2 separate regions of the Homo sapiens genome follow, and region 1 is linked to region 2. The links are chromatin loops, found by intact Hi-C in ENCODE. Cell type or tissue: OCI-LY7. All regions are shown on one strand. Region 1 overlaps ST6GALNAC3 (ST6 N-acetylgalactosaminide alpha-2,6-sialyltransferase 3). Region 2 overlaps ST6GALNAC3 (ST6 N-acetylgalactosaminide alpha-2,6-sialyltransferase 3).

Region 1 (8,000 bases), 70 kb after region 2:
CTTTTAACTTTTATTTTAAGTTCAGGGGTACATGTGCAGGTTTGGTATATAGGTAAACTGTGTGTCACAGGGTTTTGGTGTACAGATTATTTCATCATCCAGGTAATAAGCACAGTAATGGCACCTGATAGGTAGTTTTTCGATCCTCTCTCTCCTCCCACCTTCCACTCTGAAATAAGCCCCAGTATCTGTTGTTCTTCTCTTTGTGTTCGCGTTTATGTGTTCTCACTGTTTAGCTCCCACTTATAAGAGAGAACATACAGTATTCGGGTTTTTGTTTCTTCATTAGTTCGCTTTCTTAGGATAATGGCTTACAGATCCATCCATGTTGCTGCAAAGGACATGATCTTGTTCTTTTTTATGGCTGCATAGTATTCCATGGTGTATATGTACCACATTTCTTTATCCACCCTACCATCAATGGGCATTTAGGTGGATCCCATGTCTTTGTTATTTTGAATAGTGATACAGTAAACATATGCATGGATGTGTCTTTATGGTAGAATGATTTATATTTCTTTGGGTATACAATGGGATTCCTAGGGCAAATGGTAATTCTGTTTTAAGTTCTTTGAGGAATCACCACTGCTTTCCACAATGGCTGAACTAATTTACCCTCCCACAAACAATGTATAAGTGTTCCCTTTTCTCCACAACCTTGCCAGCATCTGAGTTTTTTGGCTTTTTAGTAATAGCCATTGTGACTGGTACAAGATGGTATCTCATTGTGGTTTTGATTGGCATTCTCTAATGATTAATGATATTGAGCATTTTTTCATATCCCTTGTCAGCTGTTTGCATGTCTTCCTTTGAAAACTGTCTGTTCATGTCCTTTGCTCACTTTCTAGAGGGGCTGTTTGCTTTTTGCTTGTAAATTATTTTTTTGTTTGTTTGTTTTTGTTTTTTTATTATTATACTTTAAGTTTTAGGGTACATGTGCACAATGTGCAGGTTAGTTACATATGTATACATGTGCCATGCTGGTGTGCTGTACCCATTAACTCGTCATTAAGCATTGCTTGTAAATTTTTAAAATTCCTTATACATACTGAATATTAGATCTTTGTCAGATGCCTGGTTTGTAAATATTATCTCCCATTCTGTAGATTGTCTCTTTACTCTGTTGATAGTTTCTTTTGCTGTGCAGAAGCTCTTCAGTTTAATTAGGTCCCATTTGTCAATTTTTGTTTTTATTGCAATTGTTTTTGGCATCTTCATCATGAAATCTTTGCCAGGTCCTATGTCCAGAATGGTATTTCCTAGGTTATCTTCCAAGGCTTTTACAGTTTTAGGTTTTGCATATAAGTCTTTAATCCATCTTGAGTTGATTTTTCTAAGGAAGGGGTCCAGCTTCACTATTCTGCTTATGGCTAGCCAGTTATCCCAGCACTATTTATTAAATAGGGAGTCCTTTCCCCATTGCAAAAGCACATTTTAAATGTTTAATTTTTAATGCTTAGAGATAGAACTTTCACTACAATCAAAAATGGAAAAGGAAAAATAATACATACACAAATATATAAAAAGAAACTTTCAGAATCCTCTTGTTCAAGAGGATGACCACCCAGTAACAGAAAAATCACTCTCCTGTCCATCATTCACATTACAGGGCCAAAAACACAAGTTCATTCTTTCAACACAATCAAAGCTCACGCCAAGACCTGGATAATAAAGTTTTGCAGGGGATATTTAATAGTGGAGATATTTTTTGAGTCATGACTTTTATATTAATAACTCTTATGCCAATAATCTCTACAGTTAAGTTGAATTAAGTCAGAACCTGTCACTCATTGTAGGGAGCATAAAGAGGCCAATCTTTTCAATGTTTATATTCTTGAGTGTGGAAAAAAATTCATTATCATACTTAAACCTTTTTTGTTTTCAGTTACTGAACATCTGAAATGAAAGAAAAAAGAAGGGTAAGCAAAAATAGGGTAAGAGAGCCTGATTGTTGAATCACTGAGGCATGGGACTATGACTATGAATGAAGGACAGAAGATGGTCTGAATGATACATTCTCAGGGAGCACTGGGGAAGGGGAGCTATGAAGCCCAGAAAGAGGCTAGAGCTGGTGAGAGCCACAGTTATTTTCCACGGTATTTTACGGTATGTAATCTCAAATGTCTACCTTGGCACAACCAGATCCATGTCGTGGTGATAGAATACGACAGCTTCATTATAGGTTATTAAATAATTGACCCCAGGGCATGTGGTTGGAACTAGAACCCAGACCCTGTGGACCCTTCCCAAGCCCAGGGCTCTTTGCTCCATAAAACGTAAGTTTATGATGCAATATGACTTTGTAGTATTAAGGTTTCTTAGGAAATTAATCAAATTATGCGACATGATTATGACCTGTGTGCCTCTAATGTTTTTTACATTGAGGGTTCTAGAACCAAAGAATTTCTTTATACTTATCCATCCATTCCACCCATCACTTCTATCTTCCCAGTAGGAGCAGTCTTAGAACCTTTGATTTACAAAGGCTTCCCACCTTATCCAGTAGGATCTCTTCTCCAGGCTGCACCAGGCTGCATTGATTGCTCCAAAGCCAATCTGGCCATGGGGTGAAAATAAACTGCTTAACGGGCTTGTGTCTCAACAGGGCAGGACCACCTATGTGACAACTGTTACCTTTGGAAATATCAGACTATGCACCTGTCAAGACTGGGATGGTTTTCACCAGGCAGTTTTGCAATGTTTTTTGAAAGTGCAAATGTCACAATCAAGTATAATCTGAAGTTCTTGCCCATGTAAATATCTCTGAGAAGAAGAAGAACACAATAACACCATGGCTGGCTGCCCACTCCAGGCATTTACATGAGCTATTCCCTAGTCCAAAGCCCCTAGCCTGCCCCAACAGCTCCACCAGGTTAACACTCACTCTCCTTCAGGACCTGGCTTAAACCCTACTTCATTCAGGAGGAAGTCATTGCGTCCTCCACCAAGTCAGCATTAGATCATCCTGCCATGTGCCCTCAAAACACTGTCCTCTAAATTATAATGGCCTGATTATTTGTTTGTATTGGTTGATAGATTACAAGATCTGTGAAGGCCTGAGTAGCCCCATTTCCTGGCATATAGTATGCCCTCAAATATTAGTTAAATGGAATGATTGTCTCAATTAATCATGCATGCAGGCATGAAATATTTTAAAAATGAACCAAACTGCTAAAGTTATTTTACTTTGTATAAAATGCTTGTTTTAAAAAAGAACTGTAAGCAAAGAGGATTTACTTATATAATACACATATCTTCCTTAATGTGAATTTTTTTCTGTCTCTGATGTCTCCTAAAAAATACAAATTAGGTAGATAATTCTTCAAGAAGTCATCTAGAAGCAGACTGTTACATTGCAGGGAAAAAAATTCAAGAAAGTTTATTCTGTCTTCATACTTCTGGTGAAATTTACCAGCATATTAGGTGAGATCTTGTGAAATTTGAATCAAAGAACCCAAAAAATTTTAAAAAGTTATGACAAAAAAGACAATTAATAGGGAATAAGTATTTCTACTTTTGAGTTTGCCATTACACATTTTCAAGCAAAAGTGGTGCCTACAGATAACAATAATAAGCCTCCTTCTCATTCACCACTGTGTACCCTCTCTATAACAACCACCACGAGTCACAGGAATTGCTCAGGGTTGGGTGCTGCAGCAACTCAGGAAACCAGAGCAAGATCCAGAACCGCTCCCCTCGGGTCTAGAAATGCAACTCTCCAATCCTAACTTATTTAACACAAGAACTATGACTGCGTTAAAGGACACCAAGATTATGTATGAGTCCTTTTCAACCACAGAATTTGATTTAGTTACAGACAGAAAATGGCACACTATCAAATCATGCCACTTCATATGTGATATGACACATCCACCACATCCAGTCCCAAGGGGCCTCATGCCTCTTACTAACACACTTTTAGTGATGTATGGCCAAAACCCTTTCACCATTTAGGGCCCCTGATCGCCAGGAAAATCGCCATGTGATGGTTCTAGGGAGAGCACATTTCTGTGCCCAGGGGAAGCTGGCCTCAAGGACCCCCTCAGACTCCAGCACCTGCTTTGCTGCAGAGACAAGCTAGGATAAAACACCAGGCAGAGGGTTCACATCTAAGAGCCCAGAGGTTTGCATCTGCACCTGCTCTGCCTTTGCCACTGAATCACATGGGACCTCAAAAACATTTCCTGAGTTCTCAATACTTCAGGCTTCATTTGGTTTTCTAGGTTGATGAAAAGAATATAGTTATAAACTTAAGTGAGGGGCTGGGAAATAGCTAAGAGAGAAGAAAGAAAGATTATTCAACCTTGAAGGAGGTAGCAGAAGCAGAGCAGGAACAGCCATATCCTGTGTGAGCATATGTTATATGCAGGGAACCAAACTGCAAATGCGAAATATCCCATATCATTGAATCATCCCAACTAGCTACCATGGCAGGAATCAGTATCTCCATTTTACAGAGGATAAAGAGAATCTCCGTAGGTTCAAAACACAAAGCTAGTTTCAGTTCCTTTACATACTTATTATGTGACCTTGGGCAACATATTACTTAAAATCTCAAGGCAGTTTCCTTAGCCATAAAATGGGGATAATACTACCTACACTATATAATTGTTACAAGGATTAAATTCAAAATACATGCAAATCCCTTAGTGCCTGATATGGTAAATAACTAATAAACATAAATAGCACAAGTAATTATTGTCTATACTACAAATGATGGCAATAAAAGTGCCAGTAACAATAACAAATAGAACAATCTTTTTGTGAAGTGGCAGAGCTGGGATTCAAACATAGATCTGCCAGATTCTAAAGCCTTTGCTCTTAATTCATACATCTGCAATATAACCCTTAGCTAATAAGAATTAAGCTGCAGGAATGGATGTATCCAGGAGGAAAAGAAAGGACGGAAAGAGGGGAGGCATGGAAAGAAAAAGCAGATAAATGTTGATATATAAAAATAAACATGTGAATACATACATTATAGATATAATTTTTCCTTTAGAAAATGGTGAACAGCTTTTCTTTTAAAATTGTATATGCACATGTTGCATTGTTTCTTTAGGTCAGGTATTTTACAGTAGATATAGTTATCCTCACCATACCAGCTTGGGGCTGGAGAATCTATCTGATGGAAGGTACTCAATAAAGATTTGCTGATTGAGCTTTCTTTCCAAGGAGATCTTGATTAGAGCAGAAGGGCAAATACTCTAGCCTCCAAGGTCTTTGACATGGGCAGGAGGCTGCCTCCTCTGGAAAGGCTGCAGGACTGCTCTGCCTGAAGGTGGCCTCCGGGGCCAGGGTGAGTAATCAGATCCATATCCAGCCCCAACCTTTGATAGTCTATTCAAAGTTGGGTTTGCAGAATGGCCATAATCAAAAAAATCAAAAAATAATAAATATTGGCATGGATGTGGTGAAAAGGGAACACTTTTACACTCTTGGTGGGAATGTAAACTAGTACAACAACTATGGAAAACAGTGTGGAGATTCCTTAAAGAACTAAAAGTAGAACTATCATTTGATCCAGCAATTCCACTCCTGGGTATCTACCTAGAGGAAAAGAAGTTATTATACAAAAAAAAAATTGCACACGCATGTTTATAGCAGCGTAATTTGCAATTGCCAAAATATAAAACCAACCCAAATGTCCATCCGCCAACAAGCTGATAAAGAAAATGTGGTATATATATACCATAGAATACTACTCAGCCATAAAAAGGAATAACATAATGGCATTCACAGCAACCAGGATAGAACTGGAGACTACTATTCTAAGTGAAGTAATTCAGGAATGGAAAACCAAACATCGTATGTTCTCTCTCATACGTGGGAGCTAAGCTATGAGGACGCAAAGGCGTAAGAATGATACAATGGACTTTGGGGACTCAGGAGAAAGGGTGGGATGGGGATGAGGGATAAAAGACTACACATTGGGTACAGTGTTCACTGCTTGGGTGATGGGTGCACTAAAATCTCAGAAATCACTACTAAAGAAGATATTCATGTAACCAAACACCACTGGTTCTCCCAAATCCTATTGAAATAATAATAATAAGAAGAAGTTGTGTTTGCAAAGTCACAAGGAAGCAGTCATCAACCTGGATAGGGAAGAGGAGGCACTATTTATGCTGAGACTAAAATATTCAGTTCTGCCACATATAGAAATAAAGATTTTGCTGAATATTGGACAATAATTTAGACTATGTCATCATGTTAGAAATACAAAACTTGATTCACAAAGCTTTTTCCACTTCCTCTGGATTATGATTAAAAGAAAAATCTAGTTCTAAAAATGAAAGGGATTTATGATCATAATTTAATTTCCTCTTCTCAAGAAAAACACACAAAAACACAAAACAAAGCTGAGGATTTTCTTTAAAAATTTTGTCTGTCAAGAACATTATTAATGAAGTAGAAAGAGGTTTAAGTTTTTCGCAGGGAGTTAGAGGGTACTATTATGATTTCAAAACTTACATCTTAAAAGACCTTTGAATTGATGGATTTAATCATGTATGAAATTAAAATGAGGTGTTATCTTAAAAGGCTAAATTTATTTTAGTACAATTTGAAGATTTTAATACATGTCCAAGGCTGACTGTTTATCAGTGTTGGCATTTTTAAAATAACAAGGGATGATGTGAGTATTTTTTTTCCGAACAAGATTTGTAATTTATGTAGCAGGAACAACTTTATGTGCCAGTGATTTGTCCTCCTGCCACTGTAACTGATGACAAAGCACTAATTTTTACACATCAAAGAAATTAAACCTAGCTTTCCTGTGCATTATTGACCTTTACTGTACACAAAGCAACACAGAAGAAACAAATTACACTGCAGTAAAGTTTTGGATTTCCTTTCCACATTGGATTTCACTCAATGGTTGCATGAAACTGCTGACCAATGAATAAAGTTTTGTTTTTAGAAGATGCTGTTCCTGTTTGATGCAGGGGGAGAAAAGAAGAAAGAAGAAAAGCTTGAAAGTGGTCACTGTACCCACATATTATTGGATTCATCCTTCAAAGATACAAATTAGGTGGCATTCTTTACAGGATGTTTGTCCAGGCCTGAATAGGAAATTCAAGCTACCACTGGTGAAATTCCAAGGAACCAGAAGATCCCAGAGATCTATTCAACAACAAATTATTGCTTGAGCATTTCTGAAAGCCTGGCACTATACTTGCCCTGGGGATACATTGGCAAACACATCCGACAAAAGTCCTGGCCCTTGTGGGGCTTATATTTTGTTAGAGGAAAACATACACATATATGCGTATTTGTGTGTGTGAGTCTGTGTCTGTGCGTGTGTGTGTAAGAGAGATGGGGATAGAGAAACACTAAAAAGAAAGAAGGACAAGGAGTCCAGGGAAAGGTTGTAATCTGAGCAAAAACATGAGAGGAAATTGTCCAGATATCTGGAGGTGAAGTATTTCAACCAAGAAGAACAGCAAGTGCAAAGACCCTGAGATGGTGCATGGCGGGGCTTAAATAACATCTATGAGACCAGTGTGGCCAAGGCAGTGGATGAAAGCAAAAGAGTAAGAGATGAGGAGAGGGATGAAAAGAAACCTTCTGGAAGTTGAATCTGCCAATAAACATTTAAGTCCCTTTAAATTCTCAACAAAATCTGTGAGGTCTTTGTAAATCTCCAGCGCCTGGCAAGCCCACCATCTCTAGAAAGCACTGTAGTAAGCAAATGCTTCCCTACATCCATCTCCTGAAGCTGCCACCCAGTGGACTGCTTTCTATCCTCTGGAATACCAGAGAGAAGAACTGAACCCAGCTTCCTAAAATAGACCAAGCAGGCAATGTTCAAGGCGGTTACCTCTTCCTACTCTTCTTCAGGACAAACTTTTTGTTTTCTTCAACATGTCTCTTATAATTGCCATCCACTCACTGTCCCCACACTCTTCCTGATACGCTCCAAGATTTGGGTGGGGCATTCGGAACTACATGCAGCATGCATTTTTCCATGCAAGTAACTTAATAGACTACGTAAAAGT
Region 2 (8,000 bases):
GTTTTAAAGCTTTATATTTAGAAACAGAAGGAATTTTACTGAAGATCTTAGAATAAGAGATAAAAAAGGCCACCACTTTGCTTTATCTTCTAATTGACAGTGGTACATAACCCTCACGTAATAGGAAACCTATCACAATATGTTGGGATTCCAACGAGATGTTTAAATGTTTCTTGCATTGACCTTGTGAATAATATAAAGACTGGCAGCTATGATAAACAGGAAAGGACACCTGCCTTTGGTGTCACTTGGACCTTAGTTCTAATATGAGTGTTTCTATTAACCAGTAATGTGGCCATGGGCTCTTTGGGACTCAGTTTCCTCATGTATAGTATCAATAGAGAGGACAAATGGATTTAATATTTTCTAAAGTTACTTCTAATGCCATATGAGAATTTGTATGGGGCTAAAGATCACATAAGGTGATAGATCAATGCCAGCATAGGGAGAGATGAGGACCCTGATGACACCTACCAAAGCATCTGTGTTTTTCTGATGCCAGTACTGTTGATCAAATCTGCAAAAGATACAACACCATGGTAACAGCATTATTGGCAAAATCAGCATTTGAAAAACTCTCAGTAAGGTAGAAAGATTGGTTAAGCAGTATCATTAAAATTGAAAATGGTAAGTAGGATTCAGTTAAAAAGATTAAAAGGAAAACATGACTCCAATAAAAGATGAGGGGAAATGTTTCCTTTATATTACTTAAGAAAAACCTGAGGTTTTAGTTGACCAGGAAGCACAAAATGATTGACATGGCAGCTTAAGAAAATAATTAATTTAGGGAACTAGGGATTAATCTGGCACAGAGAAGACTTGAGGAGTGATTAAGCCTCAAAATACTCACAGGGAAGAGGGAGTTGACATGTTTATTTTTGTGCAGAAGATAGAACTAGGTCCACCAAATGGAAGTTCAAGGAGGTAGATTTTGACTTCATATAAACAATAATTTTGGTTTTATATATCAGAAAGTGTTTGTTGAGCATTTAGTGTGTCCTGTGCATAACTGACATGTGGGGCTACAGAAAAGGGCACAGAATCGCATTCAAGGAGCCCAGAGTCCAGTAATAAACATGCTACGGTGAGAGGAAGTGAACACCCCAAATGGAATAAGTCATCAAGCAAGGCTTACTGATGACTGCTAAAGGGAAATCTTGTATATATTGGATGACTTATTAAATCTAACCTCTTTTCAACTTTAGTTCCAGGCCACTGGTTCTGGCTGTGGCAAGGCACTTCCTTTAAAAATTGCAACAAGTAAGCCAATCTTACTTACTGGTACTTATACACCAAGTGTCAGAAATTCAACCACAAAGAGAACTTATATTTTAAAAAGAGGACTCATGGTTACCAGTTGGTTCATTCTTTCTACAAACATTTCATAGGGACATCCTGCTCACTGCTCTGCGAAGGACTGCCCTTGTGATATTGAAAGCCCACTGGTTTTCTACAAACATTCCTCAGTGCCCAGGTGTATCAGTGTATCATTTCCCACTCTACTGAAGCTATCATTTCCCACTCTACTGAAGCTACCATTTCTAATATAATAATTTTAAATTGGGACTCAGAATGTTTTAACATCTCATGAGATGGAACATCAAGAAGTGCATATTTTCAATGTTGCTGTAATATTAAGTTCCTGAGAAGGTTCATTGCTCATTTCTGGTTTGGGCAATGTTTTATGACAAGCTACAATTAATACAAATCCCAAGAATTATCTTGGAGAGCTCTCAAAATGGTGCTATAAGATTTCCTCAGTGAGGCTGCTAAGTCTTTTGGCCATAAATCTCCCCCAGTAACACGGCTTATTCAATTTAAGGCTGCAAGCCAAAGAGAGATTAATGAGATGAGTTGTCCACCAGTCAAGGAAAGAACACAAGATCTATCCTATCTTATTTCATCTTCTGGTTTAATCATTATAAGTGTTATGTAATGTGACATTCACACATTACTGGAGATGTTCAAGGAACAAATTGCACATCACTAATCAGCAGATCATTTTTCATTTTCTTGCAGAATGTAAAATTAATGATGCCCTCCCTTTTTTTTTATTAAATTCCTAAAAAACAAGTTATATTAAATAACAAATTGAACATAGGAACAATAAGCATTTTTTTCTTTTGCAATTTCAATGCTTTTCTCTACACTAACCAATCCCAGCAGTGTTAGAAAAGAGGCTTAAGGAGCTACTACTTATTTTGTTTCGGTTCGTTAGAACTCCGACAAGCAGCCTGCTCTTTCGGGATCCAAAATGTTCTTTTCCCACTTGATTCTTTCATGTCTGTTATTCCTCTTTAACTTGGTGATTGTAACATACTTGGATGCGATTTCCAATCTGCTAATTGGGTCCTGGGGAGTGTCCCGGCTGGGCTGGGGCAGCGAGGCCACATTGAATTGGCCGGGCCTCATGCTCTCTGCCAGGAGGTGCTCCGGCAGGAATCCCTCTGACAGAGGAGCTGCAGGATGCCCCTTCGGCTGGCGTGGCTGATGGAGGTGGGCACCCTGCCTGCAGGCACTGCAGCCTCAATCAGCCCGCCCCTCCAACGTGCTGGGGATTTTAATTAAGAAACCCTTTCGATATGCCGTTGTAAAATACTGAAGAAGGCTCATCAAAAAGAAGCTTGGATTCTCTGAAATTTAAACATTTAGTAGGCCCCAGGAACCACTTTATTTTCAAGTTATGGCGGTCACTTAGAACATCCATCTCCTCCTTTCCTGCTCAAAACAAGCCGGTTTCATAGGTTATTCTTCTCCATCTCCTTTAGTACCTACTTCCTTAATAATTCAAGTGTTACTTCCTCCTGACATTTCTCAGTTGGACCTTTCAAATTTTAGCTGTGGTTAGATAACACGGTGCTGCTTTGGCTCAACAGCTCGCTCGGTAAATAGGTCAGGACAGGTATGTGTGGATCCCCTCCTCCCCTGTTTTATTCACACACAGCTGTCCACCTCCTGAAAGCTGCCTTCCTTCAGGGACACACAGCAGCTGATCCATCATCTACAGTGAGAAAAGGAGCAGCGACATGTAGGGCCACCCCAGGGATGTTACTGCTAGGAAATCAGTTGCCAAATGCAAATGTCCCAGTATGAGATAAGGGTGGGAGGTAGCTGTGGAATGAGGGAAGAAAATCCATCAAACCTGGATTTAAAACAAAAAAGACCTGGCTTCTGGTCCTGGACATGCTATTCACTGCCTGTGTCACCTCTCTGAGCCTCAGTCTCCTTTGCTGTAAAGATAATATCTGCCTCAATGAGCAGCTGTAGACACGTACCCACATACCCAAAGAGGTGGCATTCGTAGCTGTGGTTAAAAAAATCAAAACAGAAACAATATCAGTATTTACCAGAAAGTAAGATGGCTAAATAAATAATGAGGTATTCATTCCATGGGCATGCAGTCATTGAAAGGAGTGAGGTAGATCTGAATGTTTTATTATGGAACCATCTCCAAGACATATTATGATTTTAAAAAAAGCTTGAAGTAGAAAATTACATATAGTTTGATATCCTTAGTGTTAAAGGATCTACACAGCAATAGTGTACTTTTTAAAATAGTCTTACCTGAGCATAAATGAATAGAAACAAGTGCTGGACACACACAGTGCTAACAGGGGTTAATCCTGTGGAGGGAGCAGGGAACTGGAACCAGATGTGGCTCATGGGGCATTTTTACTTTTATCAGTAATACTTCAATTTCTTACAAAGGAATGCATTTCTTTACTACATGTGTAACTAAAAACTATTTCAAAAGAGAAAGAGTGCTTGTGAGATAATGAGTGTGAAACTACTCTGAAAAACAGAAAATCCTGGGTAGATGTGAACTTTTACTATTCACTCTGCCCAGGTCACACCACATCTATCACAGCCATTTCCACCTCAGGCAAGGCAGGCAAAGCAACTCATTCCCTCCTCCCTCTGTTCCCTTCATGACTAGCTTCAAGAACCCTGTGGAAGGGGGGTTGGGCTTCCACTGGTTCCCTCCCTGTGCACATAACCAAGCAGTGAATGTGATGGCCTTAAGGCGGAGCCTACATCAGGCCCTAGGTAAAAAGCCTGTTGATTAAACCCTCTATTGGTTACGGGCCTCCAAGTACAACATGTAAACCTCTTTTGGGATTCCTTCTATCAATGCTTCATCAGGTCCAACTTAATGGGGTTGGTGCAACCCAGGGGTTTCTGGACCACTTTTTTCCTCTCCACTCATCCCTCTTACCCCTCAGCCCCACAAGAAGCCTCACTAAGCAAATGTTTTCCTAATGAAACCATTCCTGAATTTAAACTTTTTGCCCCCTTGAGGGTGCTATCACCCCTGCTGGGAACCCATGATGTAAGCTAACTATTCCATACTATGTGCCAGGTGCTTCTTAAAGCATGGTGCCTGAATTTAATCTTTAAAAACATGAGTAATCGGAAGCACAGAGAAGTTAAGTACATACCATAGGTTGCCTAGCAATAAGTGCCAGGGCTGGGATCAGAACCCAGACAGTCTGACTTCCATCTATGCTCATGACCACTGCCCTATGCTACCTCTCAGAGAAAATGTGCCCAAAAATGCTTGAGAAAAACATCTTGCCTTACAGACAGAGATCAATAGAGTTTATCCCACATGAAACTGTCACCTTTCAGTGGTGTTTGTAGCAAATAGAGGTTGAGATTAAAGGTAACACACCAAAGTGTAAGTAACATAAGGTCCTATAAACATAGGTTTCAGGAACACAAGTGGGAGGAAAGAACAAACCTGCTTTTATTGGAGTTTATGGCACTTAGAGATACAGTTTCTTCTTAGACAAGATGTGAATATACAATGGCATGAGACGTACTTTGGAGGGGGAAGTGTGGTTCTACGTGACATACACAGTAATCAGATTTTTGAGCCCCACACTTTCATATATGAAATGAGCAAACCACAATGTGTTCATTTTTCTGCTCGCTATAATAGAGCATGGGTCGGTGGGTATCTTTTCAGCCTCTCATCCAGGACTCCCAAAATAGAGCTCTCCCATCTGACTCTGACCATCACCTGTGTTTTACATTCACAGAGTCCTGCTCACATCTCTGCACATGGCATGTTCTTCTCTCTATTCATCCAAGTGCAATTTTTTTTAGAATAAAATTGAATCTTATCCCCAAACTCAGACAAGCACACATCCTGCCCTCTTCTTGGAGACCCATACCATTCAGCCAGACCTGTTTTCTTCCTCATCTGAGCTTCCACAGCAGTTACTGCTTGCACCACCCATCTGAACTTCTTTGCAGTAAGGGTTGACTTGACAATTATGTGTGCCATTCCCTCTCTTATACCACAAGTTACTTAGTGGTGAGGACTGCTTAGAACTTATACTTCTAGTTACTTTGTCCAGAGCCCAGCACACAGTGTGATGCCTCCAGGGATGAGGAGACTGGTCTCTGATGTAGTTTGCTGTCTAGAATGTGTAGTGTTAAAACATCCATATCAAGGTGGTGGGGGAGCCATTATTTTTTTCACTCTGCAGGAAAAAATTGGACCACAAACACAAAATTGGACTTACAAACACATCGTTACTGGGTATAAGGTTGGAGAAGATACAATAATCATTTCAGCACCAAGCTTCCGCTGTGATTTTACAGTGATTTCACCTTTCTCCCAAAGCTTCTAGACAACAGTCATACCTTAGGCCCACAGGCTCCAAAGGTAGCCAATTAAAATCCTGGTAAGCAGAAGAGTCTGGCCTCTTAGTCAAATAATGAATCAGCATCTCAAAGATGAGTGGGAGAGGTGATCTCCCATGCTACTTCTCAGTTGGGCAGTGAATTGTAGGTAATAAGCACATGGCTCCCAAGGCAGGCTGATTGCTAAACCCCTTCTGCTGCTCACAAACTCTAGGACCTTGGACAAAGGTACTTAACAACTTTGTGCCTCCATTTCTTCATCTGTAAAATGGAATTAAAGCTGTATTCTCACCCCAAATTAAATGTGGCACACTTAGAAGAGTGTTGCTAACTGTACTATTGTTTGCAAAGGTGCATATAATCAAGAAAGAAGAAACTGGCAGATGCTCTGGATAATGTGAAGAACAAACACACCCAATGGACTAACTTTTAACAATGCTCAAATTCTGGGGTATCAGTGTGCACATTTCTCACATGACAGTCATAAAGCAGGCTGGCTTTTATAATGCCTGCGATTTAGGCTAGGGATGATAGAATCATTCTTTAATTAACCTGCTGCTACCAGAGGATCCTATATAAACCAGAGTACTCATCTTTTAAACAGATGAGCTTTTCACACCTACTAAAATGAATCCAAAGTAATTGCTGTTATCTTGGCGGTTGGGGAGAGGCTTCAGTTTACTGTGACCAAATAACTCCATTTCTGAGGGGATTTGTGCACCATCCCACACTCAGCTGGTGCCATCAAATGCAAAAAAAAAAAAAAAAAGGAAGAAAAAAGAAAACCTACAACTGACAAAATGCAAACTTAAAAATAACTTCAACTGCTCTTATTCTCTTAGCTAAACAAATTATCGCCATAATGATGTTGGGCAGCAATTATGACCAAGTTCACAAACAGACACACTCTATAATCATTTGTGCAAAATGAGAAATCACTTCACCTAAAAATGATTTTCATGACTAAGGACATGTGAACACAGTTCCTCTTCAAGACTATTTTCCCAAGTTCTCACTGACTACTGCTTATCCAACCTTGAATGAAGGGAAGGCTGAGCTAGTTCTAGTTTTAAAACTTGTTTCTTTTTAAAAAAGTTATCATCAATTTCTTCTAACAACTATCTCTGGCAAGATCAGAAGTCCAGAATTCAGAGAAGATTGAAGAACATACACCTTTTGGTGTAAATTATTTCATTTCACTGTGACTTCTTGTAGGGCATTTTAAATGGTGTGTATCTTACTGGGTCTTGTATAGATCATCTCTCTCCAGTTTTCCAGAGATGACACAGGTGAAAAGGAACTCTGTGACTTTCAATTAAATGACAAGGTCCTCATGCTTCAATTGTCCCACTTTCCTGGTGCACTCACAATCAAAGCAGCTGTCCTAGGTCTAGAGCCAGGACACTTCCTGCCTCAAACCAATCTTCATAATTCCCAGTTGGTTTGGCTGAGGCATGGCCATGAGGCCGGTGGCTTCATATAAACAAGTGAGGCACTTTGTGAATAAAAGCAACAAGTCATGGCACCTCATTCCACCCACAAAGGGGAAGAAGGTTGCCCAAGGTCAAGGGCAGGGGTTGGCATCAAACCTCCCTCTTGAGACTCTCATATATCCAGGAACATGGAAAAATAAAGGCCAGGAGGAGGCCTACTCTCTAGCATTTATAGGAGACTGGCGTCCGATGTAGTTTGCTGTTTAGAATGTGTCTGTGTTAAAACATCTCTATGGAGGTAGTGGGGGAGCCACTGGTTTGTTCACTCTGCAGAAAAAATTGGACCACTGGCCTTACAAACACATCATTACTGGGTATAAGGTTAGAGAAGATACAATAATCATTTCAGCTCCAAGCTTCCACTGTGATTTTACACTGTGGTTTTACCTTTCTCCCAAAGCTTCTAGACAATAGTCATAGCTTAGGCCCACAGGCTCCAAAGGTAGCCAATTAAAATCCTGGTAAACAGAAGCATCTGCCCTCTTCTCTCTTACTGTTTCCTCTGTGGCTAAAAATAAAGAGTGGATGGAAAGGCCTGTTACTCTTCAGACATATTTGATCCTGGGAGGCTGAAACAAGTAAGACCAAGCTGATGGCTGCCTCCTTCCAGTAGAATGTTCCCTGTGACATCTTAGCCTATGGCTGTCAGTCTAGTTCTGCATGTCTTTCCTGTGTCTCCATCTGTCTCATTCTCTCTGCCTTCCTGTATCTGTCAGGATGTTGGTGGGGCGGGTCCAGATGGGGGAGGGGGCGCGGGGGTGTGTGTCTGCCTGTTTCTCTCTTTGTGTGTGGGCATGTGTGTCTGTTTTCATCTCCCTCTGTCTCTCTGTCCCTGTTTCTCACTCTGCATGTATC

The links. Peaks named below come from ENCODE experiments on the same cell type or tissue, not always from the same donor. Only the 100,000 strongest peaks of a DNase experiment are listed, where the experiment ranks them.
Region 1: it touches region 2 in a loop (2.8-fold over the local background); 2 of 110 quality-filtered maps call a loop at or near these places.

What each region holds. Positions count from the first base shown.
Region 1 is chr1:76,215,572-76,223,571 of GRCh38, reverse strand. The region is part of intron 1 of ST6GALNAC3 (ST6 N-acetylgalactosaminide alpha-2,6-sialyltransferase 3); the gene reads right to left. Among named protein-coding and RNA genes, the nearest start is that of ST6GALNAC3, 140 kb to the right of the region's middle. In OCI-LY7, no CTCF peak of the experiment used is centred here; a DNase peak (open chromatin) is centred at 4,151; H3K4me3 peaks cover 1,381 bases; H3K27ac peaks cover 2,309 bases.
Region 2 is chr1:76,285,809-76,293,808 of GRCh38, reverse strand. All of the region lies in intron 1 of ST6GALNAC3 (ST6 N-acetylgalactosaminide alpha-2,6-sialyltransferase 3), which reads right to left. Among named protein-coding and RNA genes, the nearest start is that of ST6GALNAC3, 220 kb to the right of the region's middle. In OCI-LY7, a CTCF peak has its summit at 4,235; DNase peaks (open chromatin) are centred at 1,238 and 7,928; H3K4me3 peaks cover 2,607 bases; H3K27ac peaks cover 2,840 bases.